3 separate regions of the Mus musculus genome follow, and all the other regions are linked to region 3. A link is a loop called in an ENCODE intact Hi-C map of the cell type or tissue named here. Cell type or tissue: heart. All regions are shown on one strand.

Evidence for each region. Peaks named below come from ENCODE experiments on the same cell type or tissue, not always from the same donor. Only the 100,000 strongest peaks of a DNase experiment are listed, where the experiment ranks them.
Region 1: it touches region 3 in a loop (3-fold over the local background); 15 of 42 quality-filtered maps call a loop at or near these places.
Region 2: a loop joins it to region 3, with 4 times the contacts of the local background. A loop is called at or near these places in 5 of 42 quality-filtered maps.

Annotation. Positions count from the first base shown.
Region 1 is chr5:23,498,257-23,506,256 of GRCm38, forward strand. Kmt2e (lysine (K)-specific methyltransferase 2E) reads left to right here. Exons shown (of 26, transcript NM_026984.2): 21 at 1-38; 22 at 1,026-1,336; 23 at 2,000-2,088; 24 at 2,195-2,320; 25 at 2,471-2,556; 26 at 3,268-5,979. The coding sequence ends at 4,791. Srpk2 (serine/arginine-rich protein specific kinase 2) reads right to left here. Exons shown (of 16, transcript NM_001359173.1): 16 at 5,100-8,000. Among named protein-coding and RNA genes, the nearest start is that of Kmt2e, 68 kb to the left of the region's middle. In heart, no CTCF peak of the experiment used is centred here; a DNase peak (open chromatin) is centred at 4,385.
Region 2 is chr5:23,548,638-23,556,637 of GRCm38, forward strand. The region is part of intron 3 of Srpk2 (serine/arginine-rich protein specific kinase 2); the gene reads right to left. Among named protein-coding and RNA genes, the nearest start is that of Kmt2e, 120 kb to the left of the region's middle. In heart, no CTCF peak of the experiment used is centred here; a DNase peak (open chromatin) is centred at 3,204; H3K27ac peaks cover 969 bases.
Region 3 is chr5:23,652,720-23,660,719 of GRCm38, forward strand. All of the region lies in intron 2 of Srpk2 (serine/arginine-rich protein specific kinase 2), which reads right to left. Among named protein-coding and RNA genes, the nearest start is that of Srpk2, 19 kb to the right of the region's middle. In heart, a CTCF peak has its summit at 4,080 (motif pointing left); no DNase peak of the experiment used is centred here.

The sequences.
Region 1 (8,000 bases), 150 kb before region 3:
GGAGTTGCACGCCCCAGAATCCACCACAAAAGAAAAAGGTTATAATTTAACAATTTATAGTCTTTATAATAGTGGGTTTTTTACTTTACTCTTAAGGGTTATTGGTAGTTACAGCATGTGTTACGTGAGGCATTTTGTAACTTAGTTATGTAAATTAAGGTTTTCATATGTATATTTTTTAATTTTTTTGTAAATAATTTGATGTTCCTAAGAAAGTAAAAATTATGGTGATATGAAAACTTCTAAGAAATGTAGTCTGAGATAAAAGCCTCAAGATGATTTTTTTTTATGAAGCAAGTAACTTTTAAAAATAAACACCTCCACCAAAGCAATAGGTAGATAATACTTACTCTTATTTCTCTTATTTTACATTGAGCAGGCAGCCTTGGAGAGAAGAAATGCCTCTTCACCATCATAATACTTACAGTATTTAGGCCATGGATGTAAGAGTATTTTCAAAGTATGATACTGCTTGCTCAGATTCTATCTTAATACAAAAGTATCTAATCTTGACACAGTTAGAATGCCTTATTTTTCAAGATTGGGAAAAACAGCACTTATTTGTTTAATAGGCTTAACTGCATATAAGTCAAAGCATTTTAGTGATATGTGCTTTTAATTTTTATAACAGAGTCCAGTTGGCAACTTTGTGGGAAGCAATGTAGTATAGTGGAAAGAGCACGGGCTTTCAAATAAGACCTAGGTTCGAATCCCGGCTCCAACACTCACCAGCTGTGTGACCTGGAGTGAGTGAGTTACTCAATTTCCTCATCTGTAAAATGGGGATGATAATATAACCTATTTCTTAGGGTTGTTGTGAGGATTAAATGAGATAATGTATATAAATCATCTAAATAAAATGCCTGACATATAGTAGGCATTTAATAATTGTTAATTATTTATGGAAATTCAATTATTTTCATAATTTTTCTAATATAAATGCTGCAGTATCCTTTTTTAAAAAAGAAAATTGATTCTGATACACAAACAAGAATAAGAGATTTACTTTTTCTTTCTTGTCTAAGGTTTCTCTATTAGAATACCGTAAGAGACAACGTGAAGCTAGGAAGAGTGGGTCTAAGCCAGAGAACTTTGCTTTGATTAGTGTGTCACCTCACCCGAGTGGGAGCCTGAGCAGCAGTGGCGACGGGTGTGTCCACAGCAGTGAAAACGGGGAGCAGGCAGAAAACCAGGCTAGCTTGCCTTTACCACCGCCTGCTGCCGCCGCCGCCGCCACCGCCGCCGCCGCTTACAGTGCCTCTTCTGAAGAAGGCAGCAGTAACTGTCCTGTTAAAGACGCCAATTCCAGTGAGAAGAAAGACCCAGAAGTTCAGTGGTAAGTCCCTTCTACAATGTGCCACTATGCAAGGAGAAAAACCTGTTAGAGAATTCTTCTACCTGTTTGCTGTTTTGGAATGATAAAATAGACAGTGGTTGAAGGTGATCACCTCAGAAGCTGTGGCTGTGAACTATGTAAATATTCCTTCCTGCAGAACTTGTCACTCCAGGCAGTGTCCTAGACAGTTTCTTTACCTCCCCTACCAGTTAATTTTGGCTGAAGCAGCAGTTTTACTGTTTGAATAAGAGCACAGCAGCTGCATTTAAGATGGGTCTTGGCAGCCATGTGAAAGACGGCTCAGTCCCCAGTCTGACTGACCACTCTGACACAGACACTTGGATTCTGTTGGAAGGATTTTGCTCCCTTTGGCAACCTAACATGACCTTAAAAATGTTAACACAATATTTCCAGCTTACCCCTCTTTCACCAAGAAATTGCCAAAGACAAATGTTAGTCTGATTTCTTTGAGTAAACCGTAATAAAATCTCAGTTTGGAGCATGGTTAGCAATGTAAGAGGCTATTTTTAAAGCTTAACCCCAAAGTTTTGTCTCATTATAGCAAACTCCTTCATCTGAAGGACATTTTGCTCATCGGGAGACAGAAGAGTCAACCTAGCTGGTGACAGCTTCTCTGACCTTAGGATGTGTTTTCTTTTAAAGGACTGCCTCCACTTCAGTGGAGCAAGTGAGAGAGAGAAGTTACCAGAGAGCCTTACTGCTCAGTGACCACCGCAAAGACAAAGACAGTGGTGAGTGCGCTTGCTTCTGCTCTCCCAATGCTTCTGCCTGCTTGTGCTCTGCTCCCTGTGAGCGCACGCTAATGGTCTCTCTGGGTCTGCTCTGCTTCATCCATAGGGGGAGAGTCACCATGTGTCTCATGCTCACCGAGTCATGTTCAGTCTCCACCTTCATCTCATTCAAATCACATTCCCCAGGTGCACGCTCAGAGCCTAGCTCCTTCTTTGAGTGAACTCATGGCAGGTCAGTAAGCAGATGACCGACCTATCATGGTGATTATGTTAAAGTGCTTTATAGTAAGAGAAAGAACTGTGTACAGTGAGCACTCTGTGTGTCTACAAGAGGCAGTATGTCTTGTAATCTTATTTACTGTAGGTTTCTTCTCCCTTACAGACCCTGATGCGGAAGGTACAGAAGCCACAAGTACAAGTGAATGTCCATCCCCTGACACTTCTCAGAGCCCTTCTAAAACAAGCAAGGTAACGACACTGACCTTTCAAGTCTGGTCCCTCATGGAAGTGGTGGAACATCAGACTGACTTTTCCCTGCCACATCAAGTGTCCGTTTGTGGTCTCTGTACTCTTCCTGTTTTCTCACTCTTGTGTTGAGCTGTGTGTACAGACAGTCCTGACTTAACCTTGCAGTTTTCTAAGTACCCTTCCGTAGTCAACATTTCTCACTCAAATTTATTCCTGACTTCATGGGATACTCTTAAGGACCTGCCAAGCAGCACTCCGTATGTCAAAACTCAGGTGACATTCATCCGGAATAGACTGTTCTCTCTATCCTGGTCTGTGATGAGCTGGTGGGCCTGCAGACCACTGTAAAATTGAGGGCCACACTGGGGTTACCCTTGGAAGTAAAAAAAGCATTTTAAGGCTAAATGGTTTAATGAACAATTTTTGTTTATTCAAAGCAGTTTATCTTTAGTTGGGTAAAGAAATTATATGAAATCAAAATTTGATAAGTTTTAAGGTTGTCAGAGGCTGAAAGTTGTTTGAAGAAAATGGAAAATAGGGACCATCAGGTCTAGAGAATGTATTTAAGCTTACACAAATGGAAAACCTTACACAATGTACTGAGAAAAAAAAAACTCACCGTTGTCGTCCTCACACTGCTTCCTGCCCTCTTACTAAATAACATTAAATTCCAGTGACATTCTCTCATACTTCTTTTTTTTTCCTTCGTAGCCTGGTTCACCAGGGCCAATCAATCCTGCTCAGTCACATGGGAAAATACTCACAAAACCAGATAGCCACTGGGAGGCAACTGCCACTGTATCAGAAGCTGACAACAGTGTTCACCAAAACCCAGAGCCTCAGCACAGACAGCTGTCAAGTAACACCCCAGCACTTTCTCAGAACCATGCTCCTCAGGCCCACGCTCTGAGTGCGAATGATCAACTTCCGCAAAAGCTGCCTTCTGCACCGACGAAGTTGCACTGTCCTCCGTCACCTCACACAGAAAACCCTCCCAAGTCCTCCACACCTCACACCCCCGTGCAGCATGGTTACCTCTCGCCAAAGCCTCCTTCACAGCACTTAGGATCTCCCTTCAGGCCTCACCATTCACAATCACCTCAAGTTGGAACTCCTCAACGAGAGACTCAGAGAAACTTTTATGCAGCGGCACAGAACCTTCAAGCTAATCCTCAGCAGGCAACTTCTGGAGCGTTATTTACCCAGACACCCTCAGGACAATCTTCAGCAACCTACAGTCAGTTCAACCAACAGAGTCTCAACAGCACGGCCCCACCCCCTCCCCCTCCTCCCCCTCCTTCATCCTACTATCAAAACCAGCAGCCCTCTGCAAACTTTCAGAATTATAATCAGCTAAAAGGTAGTCTTTCCCAACAAACTGTGTTTACATCTGGACCAAATCAAGCACTTCCTGGCAGCACCAGCCAGCAATCAGTTCCTGGACATCACGTTACTCCAGGGCATTTTCTGCCATCTCAAAACCCCACCATTCACCATCAACCTGCTGCTGCTGCTGTGGTCCCGCCCCCGCCCCCACCCCCGCCCGCTCCAGGACCACACCTCATACAGCAGCCAAGCTCACATCAGCAGCACTCTGTAGCACATGGAGTTGGGCCAGTTCATGCTGTTACCCCTGGGTCACACATTCATTCTCAAACTGCAGGACACCATTTACCACCACCCCCTCCACCACCTGGTCCTGCCCCACATCACCATCCCCCACCCCATCCTACCACGGGACTGCAAAGTCTACAAGCACAACACCAGCATGTAGTAAACTCGGCACCCCCGCCCCCTCCCCCTCCCCCGCCCCCTCCCCCAGCCAGTGTTCTGGTTTCTGGGCATCATTCAGCATCAGGTCAAGCCTTACACCACCCACCTCATCAAGGACCTCCACTTTTCCCTGCAAGCGCTCATCCAGCTGTCCCGCCGTACCCCTCACAAGCCACACATCATACCACTTTGGGACCGGGACCCCAACACCAGCCTTCCGGAACAGGGCCACATTGTCCATTACCAGTTGCAGGTCCTCATCTCCAGCCCCAAGGACCAAACAGTATTCCAACCCCTACTGCTTCAGGGTTCTGTCCTCATCCTCATCCTGGCTCTGTGGCCCTGCCACATGGGGTGCAAGGACCTCAGCAGGCATCGCCAGTGCCTGCACAGATTCCAATTCACAGAGCACAGGTGCCGCCGACATTTCAAAACAATTACCACGGTTCAGGGTGGCATTAAAATGGACTCCAATAACATTTTTTAAAATGTTCTGTAAGATAAACTGTATATTTCATATGTACCTGTTAAGGTACTTTTTAAAGCTTGTACATGAAACTTTGTATAAAAAAACAAAAACAAAACAAAAAAAAAAAAACAAAAGCAAACACCAGTGCTCTTTCATTGTATCTTTCCCATTTTTGCTTTTTACACTTCCTTATGAAATGTGCTCTTAAGCCAGCTGTAGGTATCTTTATTTTGTAAGTGAACATTCCAACTGTTTTTCTGACCATAGATCTGATGATACATGACCTTTAAATTTCATTGTTGCAGTTAAATTCATTTAATGAATATTTTCTGTATTATTTTATACATATGCATTAAGTATACAGTTAAAGAAAGCACTAAGGATTTCCTTTTTTTTTTATGGTCAGCAGTTATTTGAGTGCATCTTAGGTCTGAAAATGCAATACAGGTTTTTATGATTTGGTGTGGACATGGCTCATATTGTTTTATCAGTTTTTTGCAAGCAAAATGTAATTTAATGTATAGATAATTTTTAGTGTCTCCTGACAGACTGTAAATACTGAATTTCCTTTGCGTATATAATTGCTCCCGCCCTTTTCATTTGGAATATAGCACTGTACATATGGCAAGTCTGCTGCAAACGTGTGATCTCTGTGAAAGTAGTACAGCACATGACCTTTCCTTTTTATTTCAATACGCTGTCACATTGAAGCACTGGTTGGGCATTTTAATTCATGTTAATAAACCACAATTATGTCAGTTTTACTAAATTGTTCTGTACAACTTCTGAGATTGAGGTCTGCTTAATGATTTTACAAAAGTTAAGATTTTCAAATATAATTTGTAAGTAAAGAATCATTCATTTTCTTCGGTAGCTGCTACCTCAGCTGCACTGCAGGCTACCAGCAGCCGATCTGGGTGAGTCTCACGGTCCTCTCTACTGCTTGCCTTTCCTTTAGAAGCACGGGTCAGAGGAAATTAAATAGCCACTCTATGCGACTTAGCTAACAGTCTAAGAACCTAACATTCTACTACAACATTAATCCACATTATTGATGCATTCCATACTGTATAGTTGCACACTGCAGTTTAACGCAGTTTGAAAAGGAGTAATTTACTTAAAACAGGGAGATTTAATTTGTACAGTATAAAATATGACTGAAATAGCTCCACTAATCAAAACTGATATGAAAATATGTTTAATACTAGCTTTAGGGCTTTAAGTTGTAGAAAATAGGTCTCTTTAAACAAAACCAAGGGCGAAAGGCATTATTCTGAAATACGTCAAATAGAATGAAGAGGGTTTCAGTGAATATTTTATTACTGAAAGAAGATATACCAGTTGTGACTTTTTTTTTTTAATTATCAGCTTCTGCTGTCTACCTCTCAGGAGTGGCCCTATTTACCACCTTCCAAACATGTGACACAATTGGGCCCAGTATATAAATTTTGTGCATCAGGAAAAACAGCAAACTCAAGAAATTAGATTTGGTAGTGACTTAAATCATGTTTTATCATTTAATTCCCATTTGAAAATTAACTCTGATGATATTCGAGAATACAGCTCATTTAGGGCTTAAAATCAGTGACCCAAGTTTCTGAAGAAACTTGCCCATGTTCTCCTTAGGATGCTTACCAAAGAAACCTGAATCTGAAAACTGACAGGTTCACATTGTGTCCCTCCATGACAATTTCAGACAGACCAAAGAAATGGCAATATTCACCCTTAAAATCACTTGTCCACAGACTTAAAGTAGCCAGCTAGCTAAGTAATTCATAACGAGAGCTCTTCTGCAAACTGAAACACTTCAACTAAATAGAATCTTTAATGGACACACTCTACAAACTTCTAATTCAGAGAGAGATTGTGTGTGTGTGGGGGGGGGGGTAGTGAGGGGTGGCATGCCTAGGTAGGCAGATCTCCGAGTCCTTGCCTCACAAAATAAGAAAAGAAAAATAATCCGAACGTGTTTTCTATTCCAATGAAAGTTTTTTTTACTCATACCTGTTAAGTTATGCATGGTGCAGGGAATATGGACAAACAAGCAGATCTCGTTAAAGAGTAGACTTCTTTTACACTCCCTACTACTTTTTCTCTGGATGGTTCTGCCATTTTTTAGATTAGCTATTTCTGGATCTGCTAAAGTCACATGTGAGACCCACTGCTTGTAATTTTCCATGAAGATTTCATAGGGTCTTTTCACTAAAAAGACTGACTTGGCTATAATGTTCCAAATAACCAATGGTTCACTTTAAGCTTTTATTCTTTTTTCTTCCTAGATTTTCCTTCACTATATAACCTTGGGTGGCCTGGAGCTTATGCAGAACAGGCTGGCCTCAGAGATCTTCCTGCCTCTGCCTCCCAAGTGCTGATATTAAAGGAGTGCACCACCACACCCAACCTTTACATTTATTCTTTATCATCATGCTACCAAGAATCAGATATAACCATATGGTACCCAATCACAAAAGTGTATGCTAGAACTCCTTGGTATATCATACACTCGCTAGGGTATTATTAATAGAAGAACCACCTTAAGATTAATATTCTAGCTTCCTTTTCCAATTTGACATTTCTAACCTCATTAGACAAATTTCATTCAAATGGTAAAAGTTCTTTCAGAGGTAGGGAAAACATAAACACACTCTGTGGTTCTTATAGGAATGTTTCTATAGAAATCATGACTCAGCAGCCACCATTTGTCATAGGCTCTATAAGGAAACGCACAGCCTCATTGGAAAAACCCAGCATGCATAGTTTGTGAATGAGTGGCATCGTCTATCTTACTACAGTGTATGATATAAAAATGTTAAACCCTAAGAAGGATATGTGTCTTGTTCACACAGGGAAAGATTGGAGGGGACAGGGGAGGAAACCATTGCACTTACGATGAAACACTGATTAAAAAAAGGGAACACCCACATTGTAGATAATGAAGCTATAACTAAAGCCTCGTTCATAAATCCATTCTGCCTTAATGTATGTTCTGTGACAATCTGCAACTCCTTTAGCTTTGTTGACACTACAGAGAGCAAAGGTATGTTGATTCTGTCTCTTGAAATACAGGGTAATAAGCAAGGCAATGTCTGGAAAAACACCCCAAAACACTTTAATTTTTAAGACAAGTGCAAGCACCCCAAACAAAGGATTATTGTTACAACACTTGTTAGCTTTTCACAATCTAATTATTGCAAAGGCATAT
Region 2 (8,000 bases), 100 kb before region 3:
ATCTTAAAGAAAGAAAGAAACCCCCTGCACACACAAACACACACACAAACCAAAACCAACATCAGGTGGGAGACTCATGCTTATAATTCCAGCACTTGGAGAAGGTACTCTGTGAGTTCAAGTTCCCATTATTTATTGAATTATAGGCCTGTCTAGACATTAGAATGAAACCTGATATCAAACAAACAAAAATCTCAAGATATTTTATCTACTTCAAGATACAAAGCATGATATATCAATGTGAAATGCTGCTGAAGCAAACCACAGGCATCTCTAACATTACACACCTGTGCTGCAGACCACGGGCCTCTCTAACATTACACACCTGTGCTGCAGACCACGGGCCTCTCTAACATTACACACCTGTGCTGCAGACCACGGGCATCTCTAACATTACACACCTGTGCTGCAGACCACGGGCATCTCTAACATTACACACCTGTGCTGCAGACCACGGGCCTCTCTAACATTACACACCTGTGCTGCAGACCACGGGCCTCTCTAACATTACACACCTGTGCTGCAGACCACGGGCCTCTCTAACATTACACACCTGTGCTGCAGACCACGGGCCTCTCTAACATTACACACCTGTGCTGCAGACCACGGGCATCTCTAACATTACACACCTGTGCTGCAGACCACGGGCATCTCTAACATTACACACCTGTGCTGCAGACCACGGGCATCTCTAACATTACACACCTGTACTGCAGACCACAGGCATCTCTAACATTACACACCTGTACTGCAGACCACGGGCCTCTCTAACATTACACATCTGTGCTGCAGACCACGGGCATCTCTAACATTACACACCTGTGCTGCAGACCACAGGTATCTCTAACATTACACACCTGTGCAGCAAACCATGGGCATCTCTAACATTATACACCTGTGCTGAAGATACAATACCCACTTCTGCCTAAAGAAACTAGAAACGGCAGTAGAAATGAGCCTTAAGTAAACCCAAGAAAGAACACGATATGACCTGAAAGGTATGAAATGAAAAACAATAAACAATGAAAAGGACTATTTGAGAAAACAAAAACAATGCGTTTCTGACCAAGGTAATAAGGGGAAATAGAAAAACTAAGGAAACAAAACCAGGTTACAAACATTAGGTACAGTAGAGCCAACTCTGCCAAGTACCCTGAAGATGTGGGAAGGACACAGAACATAAACACACACATGGCTTAGACACAGGGAACATAAGCAACACATATGACATGACACAGGGAACATAAGCACACACATGACACAGACACATACACAGGGAACATAAACACACACATGGCATAGACATGGAATATAAAAACACATGACAGACATTGGGACCATAAACACACATATGACATGGACACAGGGAACATAAGCACACACATGACACAGACATACATACAGGGTACATAAGCATACACATGACATGGACACGGAATATAAGAACACATGACAATGACACAGGGAACATAAACACACATGAGATGGACACAAGGAACATAAACCCGTATGACTTGGACACAAGGAACATAAACACACATGACATAGACACACACCTTTAATGATACAAACAGTGAAATTTGACAACAAAAAACACCAATACTTCAAGAACCCCATTCTTATTTTTAGATTTGAGTTCATTAAACACACTATGATAAAAAAGTGCATAGTAGCTGGGTGTGCATGCCTGCAATCCCAGTACTTGGGAAGATGAGGCAGGTTTGAGGCTGGTCTCTGCTATACAGCAAGACCTCTTAAAAAAAAAACCACACACACAGTGGGAGAGGAAAGGCATGGTGCAATTTTCTAAACACTATGGAAGAAATACTGCTGGCTCTATACAATCTTTTCCATTATCTCCCATGTGAGATGTCTGTCTACTGCACTGTATATATTTATTTTTAAAAGTTATTAAGTAATGTGAAGTATAGACTGCAAGTGACAGCTCCTTCTGCTGAGGATAAACACCAGCAAAGCACACATCTGAGGAAGAAGTGTTTCCTGACTCCCCTGGCTCAGGTAAAGTGTTTTTCCTTTGTTTTTCTTATACCCGTCCATGAAGTCATCTTCTGCTCTGTCACACAACACAACAGAATGTATTTGCTACGTATTTCTCCCTTCTGTTCCCGAAGAGATGGCAAACCCTTAGGAGATGCGGCACAGGCTTTCTATAAATTCGGTATCTTCGGTGGCTTGTACATAGTACTTACTGGGACCGTAACAGACAGAACATATAACAAGCACACAGACATGAATAAGAGGGAGGGGTTTTTGTTACATAAAACAGCAAGTGCAGAGTGTGCCTCACCTTTAAAATATAAGCTAAAATCAGGCTTAGTGACCTGTGTCTTTAATTGCAGCCCTTGGAGTGGATTCAAGTGGAGCTCAGAGCCAGTCTAATCTACACAGTGAATAGTCAGGTCAGGCAGGGCTATACAATAAGATTCTGTCCACAGAGAGACAGGCAAACAAATAAGCAAGCAAACAAAAATCAAAACTTTTTAGGTTATTGTTGTAACAAAGGATGAGAGAGGAAAGCCTCATGAAGAAATCATGGAGATGGGTTTAAGTGGGATAAGTTTTACATAGGAAACAGAGAAATAGACTGGAGAGTTGCCTCAGTGGTTAAGGGTGCTGTCTACTCTTCCAGAGGACCCAGATTCAATTCCCAATACCCACATAGCAGCTCACAACTGTGTCTAACTCCAGTTCCAGGGAACCTGACACCCTCACACAGACATACATGCAGTCAAAACACAAATGTGTATAAAATAAAAATAAATAAACCCTAAAAAATTAAAGAAAAAAGAAAAAGAGGAAGTCACGGGTCTGGCTGAGAAGATCATTCCCAATTATACAAGAGTTTGGACTTAAAAAGAAAAGAGAGAGAGAGTTTGGAATTTGCTTTTTGTGGGGAGAAATTAACAAAGTATACCCGCCACACCATATCTCACGTCTGGACAAGGAGAACCTAATTTACATATACCTCCTCACGTAGTATCCCATCCAATACTACTGCTAAGAAAACTGTAAGACTTGTTATTTACTTGAGTTCATTTAAACAAAATATATTCTAAAGCAGTCTCTACCCTTCCTCAAGTATACACCACACACTGAACTGTGGCCTAACACGATCCCTGCGCAACTCCAGCCTAACCTATGAGTGCATCCATGTAACAGAGCAGCTGGGTCTCAGCCAATAAGGCAGACACCGCCCAAACATGACCATGTAAGGCAACTGGCAACTGCAGGGACCAGGGACTTGCTTGCCACTCCTTGTCCTTCCTGGTATGAAAGCCACCCGCCTATGTGACAGAGTAGGGCATGTCTGCAAGGTTGCCCAGTTCTAACGTTTGTTTTTTTTTTCTGGTCCAAATAATCTATGCAAATTCACAAGTTTTTCAGGCTTTTTGGTTGTTGTTTTTTTTTTAATCTGTAATTTAAGTTACAAGCTTCTTACATATGTCTACATACAATTAAAGGTCAGAGTTTGCTGATTGTTCAAGTGTGTTAATTCCCTCCAAATTGTAGATTAAACAACTAAAAGAGTTTACACCAACATTTTCCTTTTAGTTGTTTTTGTCTTTTATTATTTCTTAAATACCAGATACAACCATTTCTCGCTTCAGGATTTCTTTGACAGAATAATCTAACGCTCCACTCCATGAAAAACACTGTTAAATCATTTATCCTTCCCTTCGACTGAAAAACATCCTCTACAGAAACCAAATACAGTGGGATGTGTGCGCGTGTGTGTGTGTGTGTGTGTGTGTGTGTGTGCACGCGCGCGCATTTTTTACATTACAGGAAAGTCTTCCAGCGATCTAATATATGGTCACACCATCTTTATATTGAAAATTTCAATCTATTCAATATTTATTAGTCCTTGGCAATTTTTATATTTTAACATCTTTGTGGGGACTTATTTACACTTATTATCTCTATTTCACTTACGACTGTTTTATCTGTATGTATGTATACCATGTATTTGCCTGGAACTCACAGAGGCCAGAAGTAGGCATGAGATTTTATGGAACTAGAGTTACAAACAGCTGTCAGCAGCTAGGTAGGTATGGCAACTGAGCCCAGTACACTACAATGTCAACCACGATCCACTGAGAGCACGGAACCATCACTTCTGCCCCATGTTTTTTGTTTTTCTTACTTTTATTGTGGGCAACAATAGAGCAGCAGCACTGTATGAGATCATTAATTTTTACATAATTAAACAGCCTCACATAATTAAGCACTTAATCACCAATTGTTTAATTAAGAACATATGTTTTTAAATATCAGCTTGGACACTGGCAGCTCAATGACTTTCAGCTCATTTCTTAGTTCTTAATTATGCTCTGGATAAATAAAAGTACAATACATCACATTATGAACTGGAAAAAATATATAACCAACATTAGAATAAAAAAGCCTTAAATGGATGTAAGTCCAGTTCAGAAGCCAGAATCCACATGAGAAATACTGGGATTTTCTTTTTAACAAGTAAAAATATTCTTTAATAACTAAAACTGTTATAATAAAAAGAAATAGAAAAACATTTTCTTGGCTATTTAAAGCTAAAAATGACACTGCAATACATTTGAGACTTTAAAAATGAATTAAAAACTAAATCCCTTCATCCAGTCTAGATTTATTGCTATTTCTAAGCTAATTTGATTTGTAAGATAGAAGAGTGAATCAGAGTGTATAGTAACTAACCGGTACTGACATGTCTGCTGGTTAATTTTAACTGTCAATTGTTCCCATAACCTAAGCCACCTGGAAAGAAGGAGCATCAGCTGAAGAGTTGGCTGTGGAACACTGTCTTATCTGTGACTGAAGGAGCATCAGCTGAAGAGTTGGCTGTGGAACACTGTCTTATCTGTGACTGAAGGAGCATCAGCTGAAGAGTTGGCTGTGGAACACTGTCTTATCTGTGACTGACATGGGAGAATCCAACCCACTGGGGATGTTGTCAATATTCGACAAGCATAAAGAAGCTGAATGAGCCGGAGCCAGAGAGAGAAAGCTAGTTAGCAGCACACCTTGATGGCTCCTGCCTCACAGTTCCTGTCCTGGCTTCCCCCAGTGAGGGACTATTGCATTTGATTTACCAAAACAACAAAAAGCAAGCTAGAATAATGTTACAGTACTCTAAAGCACATTTCCATTCATTAAAAAAAATAAAAAGCACACACACACACACATGCCCCATAAATTAGCCTACAGGCAATCTTATGGAAGCATTTTCTCAGTTGAGTTCCCTCTTCCCAAATAACTCTAACTTGTGTCAAGCCGGCATAAAACTATCTAGCACAAGCCCCATTCTTAAGCCCTTTCTTAATTTAAAATCTAAAATTAATTAATACTTCCCAATTTAGTTATCATCTGTTGAGAGCATAGCAAAAATACCCTTGTGCCCACAGATCTCCAGGAATGTGAATCACACAGGACTGTCTGCTCAAGGGAAAGAATGTAAAACCTGTTCTTCCACCCAGAGAGCTGGGGCTCAGAAGTGACGTCGACTTGGTGGTCTGTGTTATATGTTAACCAGGACATACCAAGCTTCTACAACCAAGACCAGAGGTAGCTAGTAATCTAAATGACCCTTGCAGGCAGGAACTCCCCAAGACCCACAATCAGGACCAGAGATACCTAATAGTCTAAATGACCCTTACATTATCCGAACAGCCAGGAGCTCCCCAAAGCTGCCACAACCAGGAACAGAGGTCAATAGCCTGAATGACCTCTATGCTATCTGTATGACTGAGACCAGGCCAGAGTCTTCTTCTGGCCCTTAAACTAGTATAGGTACTATATCTCTAGAGCCCATCTTCTGGGAAGAAATGACACGTACCCTGAGTTGAGTTTCAATATAATTATGCCTCCTTGTGCACCCAGTATTATATTACATGAAGAAACTTTCTACAAATTATACCATATTTAAATTTGCTGGGATAAACTGCCTGGCATCACTTTCTAGAAGGTTTGATCCACATGGATGAAGCCAATCTGAATCATGTTTTCATTCTTACCAATCGGCAGTTCATTTCCCTGCCTGAAACCTACAGGGACCCCCACAATCATCAAAAAGATAAGACACATACCAACTTCTATATTCATGCATCTGGTATCCAATGCTATTAATAATATGGACATACTTTCTTAGTAGACATTAGATTTACATCTATGCCAAATTAAAAGTAGTAGATGAATGTATGCCTTAAGAAAAGTGGTTAGTTAGTATTATCTATGTGTAAGTTATACATATTTAAGAGTCTGCATCATTCTTTTATTGAATTCTATTCCTATATTCCAACGTATTGTCAAAGAAAGCAAATATAATAGTATCTTTTAGACTACCTAATCTTCTGTAATCCTAACATTTTATCCAAAAAAAACCCAATTCCATCCTTTGTATGAATGGGTTTCTGATGTGTTTGTATGAATGAGCTTATGATGTGTTTGTTATGAATGGGCTTATGGTGTGTTTGTAAGCAACAGAGTGACTGAAATAACCACATTGTTTCTGAGAACAGCTCAGAAGTTCCCAGCTTACATATGCATTTGCCTTACAACTCAAGAGTTTCCAGTTAAGAAGCCTGATAATTCTGCTATGAAACAAAGCAATGCACACAAAGAAAATGCATCCATAGCTTCCATTGGCAGGCCTGGACTTAAAGCCTAGTAGAAAGAACTAGGAGCTTTCAGATAATTCTGCACCCTAGCTAGAGTTAACTTGTAGCTGTCAGAGGTTCAAATGAGATCACCAACAGTATAAAGTACAGGCAAACCACTCCAGCTGTTTGTGTGAAACATCTCACATCTGCTCACAGACAAAATGCAAGGTCCTCAGCTCATTATCCTAACTTTGAGAGGTGGTGGAAACATTAGGAATGAGAAACTATTTGGAGGAAACCGGGCATGTGCCTTTGAAGGTAATATGTAGTCCTGCCGGTCTCTTCTTCATACTTATTTATTCTTATTTATTGTTAGGTGAACAAGCTTGTCGTCTTCACATTCCCAGTACCATGGTGTCCTACCTCACCAGCCCAGCATCCACGGAACCAAGGGGTATGAACAGAAACCTATGGAACCGAAAGCCAAAACAATTCTCTTTAAATTGTTTGTGTCACGTATTTTAGTCACGGGTATGTAAAGAAATTACACACAGAGGCGATTTAAAGCTTCCCCATAGGCCCAGTTTGATACATGATGATAACCAGAACTGCCCTGGCTAAACCATGACAAAGGTCACACACAGCGACCTCACTGATTCAAAGCAAACACGTGCCCACAGTCCTTAAAAGCCTAAGTCAGTATTTCTAAAAGTCATTAATCTTTTCCTGTAGGCTTTTCAAATTATCATATTTCTTCTCCTCTGCCTAAAAACATGCTTAGATAGCCTACCATAAAGACAATGTTCCCTTCCTCTTACCCAACTACATACCCATCAGTGTACTTCTGAGGATACCCCATGCTTCTGCATAGGTTACTGCCTCCCATAACTGACCCTCATCTCATGAGTCACTAGCTGCCCCCTAACAAGTGCCCTCTGAAGGGACTAGCCGGCCTGAGCACGGTGAGCACGGCATTCCCTCTGCCTTGCTAAAAGCTGTTAGATTACATTCCTCACGGTCTACTCCTTTATTTGACCACGTCTTCCTCCTGAGCCTGAGGACCAAGGTCCAACTACTGAAAGCCCCCTTTGGCTCACCTAATTAACATGCCCGATTATACTTAAACACCTTATTCTAACACCGAGTTTTCCCTAGCCTTTATAACCCCCCATTTTCTTATTGGGAAGTATCTGTCTCCTCTCTATCCAGAGGCAGTCCCTTGCCCCACTCTGGGACAAATACCCCTCCTCCTTCTCCCTTGTTCCCTTCCCATCTCCCTCATTTCCTGTCTTTGTCTCTTATTTCCCTGGCCTTTGTCCCTCTTGGGCAAATAAATCTCCTTTGTGCTGAGACCTTGGTCTTGAGATAACCTAAGCCAATACTGCC
Region 3 (8,000 bases):
CAAAACAAAAATTAGTACTATCCTGAGATTAAAACGCAAATTCTCACAAATAGCAACCAGTAAGGTTACTTCTACCACAATGAAAGCCAATAAGCAAGTTAAATATATCTTATAGTCGAGATAAAAATCAGTAATATTTTTACCATTTAATTATTTTAGCTTTTAAACTAATTTCACAAAAATATTACAAAAGCTTATCTCCCATCAGAAGCTACACAATGGCCCTCAAGACCAGGCAGTGGTGGCACATGCCTTTAATCCCAGCACTCGGGAGGCAGAGGCAGGCAGATTTCTGAGTTCGAGGCCAGCCTGGTCTACAGAGTGAGTTTCAGGATAGCCAGGAATACACAGAGAAACTCCATCTTAAAAGCTTATACCTACGTCTATTCAGTAGAAAAAAACAGACAATGTTGCTAAGACAACACACAAAGTGGGCTGAAAATAGAACTACTAACGTAAACAGCTGGAACCGAAATTGTAAGGATAAGTCTCCAGGGTTTTATGAATTCAGCAACAGATTCTTAAGATACATTTAAAAAAAAAAAAAAGTATAGGCAAGGCCTTCCTGATGATCCAGTGAAAAAATCAGGAAGCTATATATCCTGAGAATTTTGCCCACCCTCACCATCTCCTAGCTCCAGACTTGCAGCTCATGTGCTGGCTCTCCCTAAAGAAGACTGTTACAGAGAACAACTGACTTAAGAGGCCCACAACCTGGGGCTGGCTAGTCGGCTCAGTGGTGAAGAGCACTGACTGCTCTTCTGAAGGTCCTGAGTTCAAATCTCAGCAACCACATAGTGGCTCACAACCATCTGTAATGAGATCTGATGCCCTCTTCTGGTATGTCTGAAGATAGCTACAGTGTACTTACATATAATAATAAATCTTTGGGCCAACCAGAGTGAGCAGAGGTCCTAAATTCAATTCCCAACAACCATATGAAGATTCACAACCACATGTACAGCTACAGTGTACTCATACATAAAATAGATAAATCTTTAAAAAAAGAAAAAGAGAGAGAGGTCCACAACCCAAATGACATGTTTACAACCCTACTCAGGTACAAGAGAGGGCAGAAGATTTTAGGAGCTGGAGGATGCTTCTAGGTAGTATCTTCTATACATGACAGGGAAACCAAATCCATGAAACCTCACCTATATGGCTGCCTAAAGTAACAGTACACATGCCACAGCAGATGAGGGAAGTCTAACAAGACCCCACCCACAGATGGGAAGCTATCTTCAATTAGCTTTAGAGGAGGAGACTAATATCCTGATATGTTACCAATCCCAAGTGGTTTATGTACATGTGAGCAGCACTGAATGCGCTCAGCAAACTGTATTTATATATACGTATTTGTGTATGTGTTTGCCTGTAAAGCAATAAAGAGGTTGTGAATTTGAGAGGAAGTTGGGGGAACAAGAGGGGTCTGAGAGGGGAGACAGAGGAAAGGAAGTGATGTAAATACAATCCCCATGTATGCCTTCTATGCTATACAAATGAACCTTAGAAACATGTTAAATGACAGACGCTACAAAGTCATGGATTGTATGACTCTATAAACATGAAATGTAGCCAGCCAGGCTTAGCTACTTTGTGGGCTCTTTTTTCCCACATATTATCTCCCTGACTTCATCTTCTATCACTAGACAAGAAAAAATGATGGGGGGTGTCTTTGAATTGTATTTCTTTCCTTTTGTTTCTTCTTTGCTTTGTAGCTGATCTTTGCCAAGGCTGTGGGTTCTTTTCTCACCTTTTATCCTCCCTCCCCATTCACTCCCTATCCCTAAATAGAAGAGAAATGGGAGAAAGCAAAAAAGAGAGAGATCTGAATCTAATTTCTTTCTACTTGTTTCTCTTTGAGCATGACAACTAACAAACTGTAACCCACCCCCATGAACGACCAACAACTACCCACCGCACCTATCTGGGCTCTAGCATTTATAGACCCTCTTTAAGGGTCTATAATTCCAAACATCACACAATCACAGAAACTATCTTTAACTAGCAAAAACATGTCTCTGCTAGAGCACAAGGCAAATCAGAGTCATCTGCTGCTGACAGTGCAAAGAAGCGTCACAGCCCCACACCTGGGATTAAAACAAAAGTATATTCTTATAATAGTTCTGGTTTTTAAGGAAACCAAAATTCCAGAATCTCACTACCATGAAATGTCTAAAAGAATAAATGTATCCTGGTAGTTCCCAGAATACAGAAAGAAAGAAACCACCTAATGAGTATAGTTTTGTTTCTGGACAATAAAATGTAAGAAACTAGATGCACATGATAGCTGGCCAACCGTGCCAATGTACTAATTGCCAATTAATTATTCATCATAATACACAGGTTATATCATGCTGTATACATTTCATTTCAAGGGCCTGCCTGCTTTCTCTTCCCTCTCCACTTTCTTTTTAAAGACATGGTCTTACTCATTACTGTGCAGCCCTGGCCTCAAGGAGAGATTTGCCTGCCTGGGCCTCTCATGTGCTGAGAATATGTCTCATTTGCTAGGAAATACTCTTGCCAGGCCAAACATTTTCTCTCTCAGTCTCTAAATCACCCTGATGCAGCTGGTGAGAAACTACTGGGTCAAAATGCATTAGGCAGAGCTGGGGAGTTGGAAAAGTTCCTTTAAGCCGGGCAATGAGGTACACACTTTTGATCCAAGAGGCAGAGGCAATGAGGACTACACAGGGAAACCCTGTCTGGAAAAATGAAAGGAAGGAAGAAACAAAGGAGGGGATAGAGGTTGGAGGAGGGAGGAAGGAAGAACGGAGGAAGGGAGGAAGAAAGGAAGGAAGGGAGGGAGGAAGGGAGGGAGGAGGGAGTTAGTGTGAGGGACCTCCTTTAAATTAGTTATAAATTCATTAGCACCTTTCAAAGGCAAGTATTGAATTTTGAGGGTATACAATTACAGAAACCACAATCTCCAGTTGTTCAACAGGGTGTCACCTGAGGTCATCCCAAGCCTTGATTGAGTTAAGACCTCATATGCCTAAATCCTCAAGAATCCAGCTGTCCACATGCACTGAACCAAGCAAAATGCCAAGACACAAAGTGAACAAGAATGTCTGTCATCCCTGCAGTTGGGGCAGAGAGGCAAGAGTCCACATCACAAAGTAAGACCTGTCAGTGAATGAAAATACCAACAAATGAGTGAATATTCTAACAGTGAGGAGCACCAAAAGATGGCAGAACTACCCTTTAACTTAAAACCAAATAAACTGTATTAGCTAGCCAAAGAAAATCAGGCCTAAATATTGATAAATTCTAGTTAATAAATCATTTAAGATTAATACTACTAAATAAATCATTGGAATCATGTAGAATTGTTTGTATACTCTCGGTAAATCCTAACATCTAGACTATTATAAACCTGGAGGGAGGAGGAGATGATAAGCCCATGACAAATCCTTTATAGTCACCGGGTACTAAACCTGATCATCACTCAGTTTGAAAATGAAGCTGGGAGCGATAGCATGGGCATGCGCTCCCAGAACATGGCAGCAGAGGGAGGAGGACAGTCAAGAGCCCAAGGCAACCTTGGTCTATTTAACGAGTTTCATGCTCTACATAGGAAGTGTCAAGTCAGCTTCAGAACATAGTGAGACACAAAACAACAGTCAAACTTTCAAAAACCCATTACACTTTTAGAATGCACTGTGCAGAGCTGGACGTGCTGGCCCACACCTCTGACCCCAGCACTCACAGGCAGACTGCTATGAGTCTGCGATCTACAGCCTGCTCTACACAATAAGACTGTCTTAAAAAAAAAAAAACACTGCAAAACTGGGCATAGTGACACTGGCCTGTACTTTCAGCATTTGTGAGCTTAAGGCCAGGTTAGGATACTCAAGAAGACCAAGTGGCACATGTCTTATACGCCAACACTCAAGAGGCAGGCACAGGGGCTTCTGTGAGCTCCAGGCCATTTCATTTAATGAACTCTAGATCCACTTTTTAAAAAGCATATATGATAAGGGCATGAGCACACAACTGTTTACTGGTAGGAAAAGTAAGGTGTATCTTGCTATTAGTTTTACTATAAAAATAGTGATTTGTTGTTGCCACCTGCTGGTAAAATTCATCATTTGAACATTAATGGATTTGAATTCATTCATCGCTTCACATAAAGTATCACGATTGTTAAAATTAAACACACGAAAAGCTTACTTGTGCTTGCTAACATTGTCTTCTTTGTGACATCATAATCAAACTAATCTAGTAGACTTCTCTTTGGGAAAAATTGAAAGCTACATCAGAATTAATGGTGACTAAAGCTAGAAAGTGGCTCACACTACATTTTCAGGCCTTGGAAGACTGAGGGAGAAAGATTTAAAAGTTTTAGGACAATCTGATCTATAGTCTGAGGTCTAAAAACAGCAGTGGTCAGGAATGCAGGGGAAGGTTGAGTGGTGAGAATGATCAACCACACCTAACCTATGGAAAAATCCTACAGAAATCTGATAACTGATGAGAAATTTAAACACGCCGGGCATGGGGGCACACGGCACGCCTTTAATCCTAGTACTCGGGAGGCAGAGGCAGGCAGATTTCTGAGTTCAAGGCCATCCTGGTCTACAAAATGAGTTCCAGGACAGCCAGGGCTACACAGAGAAACCCTGTCTCGAAAAAACAAAAACAAAAAACAACAAAAAAAAAAATTTAAACACAGACACACACACACACTCTCACTCACACACTCCCTCACACACACACACACACACACTCTCACACACACACACTCTCATACACACACACTCACACACTCCCTCACACACACTCACACACACACACACACACACATACTCTCTCACACACACACACACACTTTTTAACATACTCTGTGCAGGTAAAGCCATTCCAAGAAACCACAATTAAAAAAAAAAAAAAATCCTTGTGCCAAGAGGCCGCCTTGCCATGTAAGCTGTCAGTGAGCAAGGCCCAGGCAGTCCCCACAACAAAACAGGAACTATCACTGTTATTTGCCCACCAGAACTAGATATCACGGCCTTACCTGTAATGGTGCCTTATACCTTTGCCTCAGAACACAAAAAAAGCATGCTGGAACTGGGTTGAAAGAGCCTTTGCTTGCTGGGTAAAAGGTGTTCTTAGACTTGCCTGTGGAAACCTCTATGTAGCAAAACCAATCCCAAAGAAAGACTCACCTCCTGATACAACCATGAAAAAGTCTATTATGAAGGAAACCAAGTGCCACTTCACAAGACAGAGTTCTATATGCCACTGTCAACTCAGTCAAAAGCCAATAGTTGAGGTTATAGGACTTCCTGCACAAGATGTCTGTCACTGTTGCTTCTCTGAACAGACTTGATGTGCCCATCCAACTGCCTTCCTCAGACTTGTGCTTACTCCGATAAAACACTGCTGCCTTTGCTCAGAGACTCTTCTCTCAGAAAATCTGTCAGCAGTGAGTGTAAAGCATGGTCCAAGTACAAGAGACAAACCAGCTGTCAATCCTCAACCAACAATGGCTCCTCACCCCCTCTAGCACTCCGGGATGGGACGGACTGTCTCAGAAGAGGGTGCACAGCATGTGGGAGCTGGAGGGGTGGGACACGAGAGATGCTAACCTCCCTGCACAGCACCGCTACTGCACTTCTGAGCTGTGATCACCTAGACAAGACTGCCATCATAAGGGACTAGCAATATCCTGATAAGGGTAGAGGAGGGGACCAGGGGGCCCTCTTCTTCTGAGGAATTATGAAAGTCAGAGGTCAGTGAATGAGCCGAGACATTTTCTACAGTGATGCAGCCCCTGGTAAGGCGCCCACGCACCCGAACTCTCACTCACTCCGCTAAACAACCCCAGTGAAACCCACTCGGTTACCAAAGTGGGGAACTACTTAGAAAAGAAAGAGAATCTGTGGGAGAGAGTAATGGGAAGTGAATATATTCAAACCACACTATGTACACTATGGAAATAGTATAATGAAAGCCATTGTTTATGTAATTAATGCTAATAAAATAAATAAATAGCTAATAAATACTAACAAAAATATTAATATTGTGACTTTTAACAGTAACCTCACATAAATTTGCATCAGTATACTGAGATAGTTTTTAATGCCATAAGAATTTGTGGAAAACATAAAATCCTTAGTTAATAATATTTTCAAGATGTGATTCTTCTTATAAATAACTCAAATGTTTACATACATCAGGTGAGAATTTTATATCCATTTGCAGTTAATTATGATCAAGCTTTTTTAAGCCCTCCAGTGTCTTCTAGTTCTTACAGTGACCATTCAACATGAAGGGGAGGGACACAGGGTCTCTACCACAGCTGAGAAGCTACTGACATCTAATGGTTCTGAAGGAAAGAGATCCAGCTTTCCTAGGGTGTGGCCCCTGGTAGGTTGACCGCCTTCCAAAAGTTAAAGAACTCAAAGCAGTATGGCAGCAGCACGGGAGCTGACGGCTCACTAGGACAGACTCACAGACGGTCAGAACAAAGGCGATGCTGCAGGAGAAGTACAGACTCCGACAATGATGCCTGGCAACTGAGCATTCACAAGCAAAGCAATCTGGGTGGTCACACTCTCAAAAAAGTGAGCTCAAAATGCCACGGGTCTCAATGCAAAACACAGCTCCCAGAAATAATATGAGAAAATTTAAATATAATGACTTTCTGGAATACAGATACAACACCAAAGGCATAATCCTTGAAAGAATAAGCTGGACCTCACTAAGATTACAAATGTCTCCTGTGAAAGACATTGTCAAAAGAATGACAAAAATCAACGGAGCAAAAGAGGACTCTAATGGAGGAGTCTGAGCCAGTCCAGGTAGGCTCACGTGGCACAGGCTTGTAATAGCAACTGGCAGAGGCAGGAGGACTGCCACAGACTGAAGCCAGCCAACAACAAAACCAGCAAAGAAAACAGCCTTATAACCCGACATATGTAAAGAACTCTTTTTTTTCTTTTCTTTTCCTTTCTTTTTTTTTCTTTTTTTTTTTTTCTTTTTCTTCACTCCGACCCTGCTCAGTCCAGCCTATTTATTTATTATATATAAGTACATCGTAGCTATCTTCAGACACTCCAGAAGAGGGCATCAGATCTCATTACAGATGGTTGTGAGTCACCATGTGGTTGCTGGGATTTGAACTCAGAACCTTCAGAAGAGCTGTCAGTGCTCTTAACTGCTGAGCCGTCTGTGAAAAACTCTTAAAACTCAGCCATGGTGGGAGGGCAAAGGAGGTAGGAGCTAGGTGGATTAGGGAGGTGTTGGGGGAAGGAAGAATATCCTATTAAGATCAAAATACATTTCATAAAATTGTCAAAGAAGGGCTGGAGAGATGGCTCAGCGGTTAAGAGCGTCGATTGCTCTTCTGAAGGTCGTGAGTTCAAATCGCAGCAACCATATGATGGCTCACAACCATCCGTAATGAGATCTGACTCCCTCTTCTGGAGTGTCTGAAGACAGCTACAGTGTACTTACATATAATAAATAAATAAATCTTTTTTAAAAAATTGTCAAAGAATAAAATTGTGACCCAAAGATCCTCAAGAGGCACTTCACGAAAAACTACAAACATGCCAAATTATCGGCACATGCACCAGGCAGTGCTCCCCATCACAAACTTTAAGGAAATGTTAAAGATAATAAGTGAGAGGGCGTAGGCTTGGGCAGACGGCTGTGTGCCGAGAAGTACTTGCTGCACAGGCATGAGGACAGAGGACAGAGCCCAGACCTCACAGAGAAAGCAAGCAACCTGCAAGTTCTATGTCACAAGGCCAAGATCACTGGGGCTTGCTGGTTGCCAGTCCTGTCCAGGTTCAACAAGACCTGTCTCAAGAACACACAGCGGAAGCATCCTCTGATCTCTGCCCACACATGGGCATTCCTACACAAAGCCTACCTAGGAAACTACACATACCTAGTCAGAAGTACATGCATGCACGCACGCACACACGCACACACGCACACAGGCCATTGCTTCAAAAAACCCAAAACAGCCAAAATGTTGAAAAGAA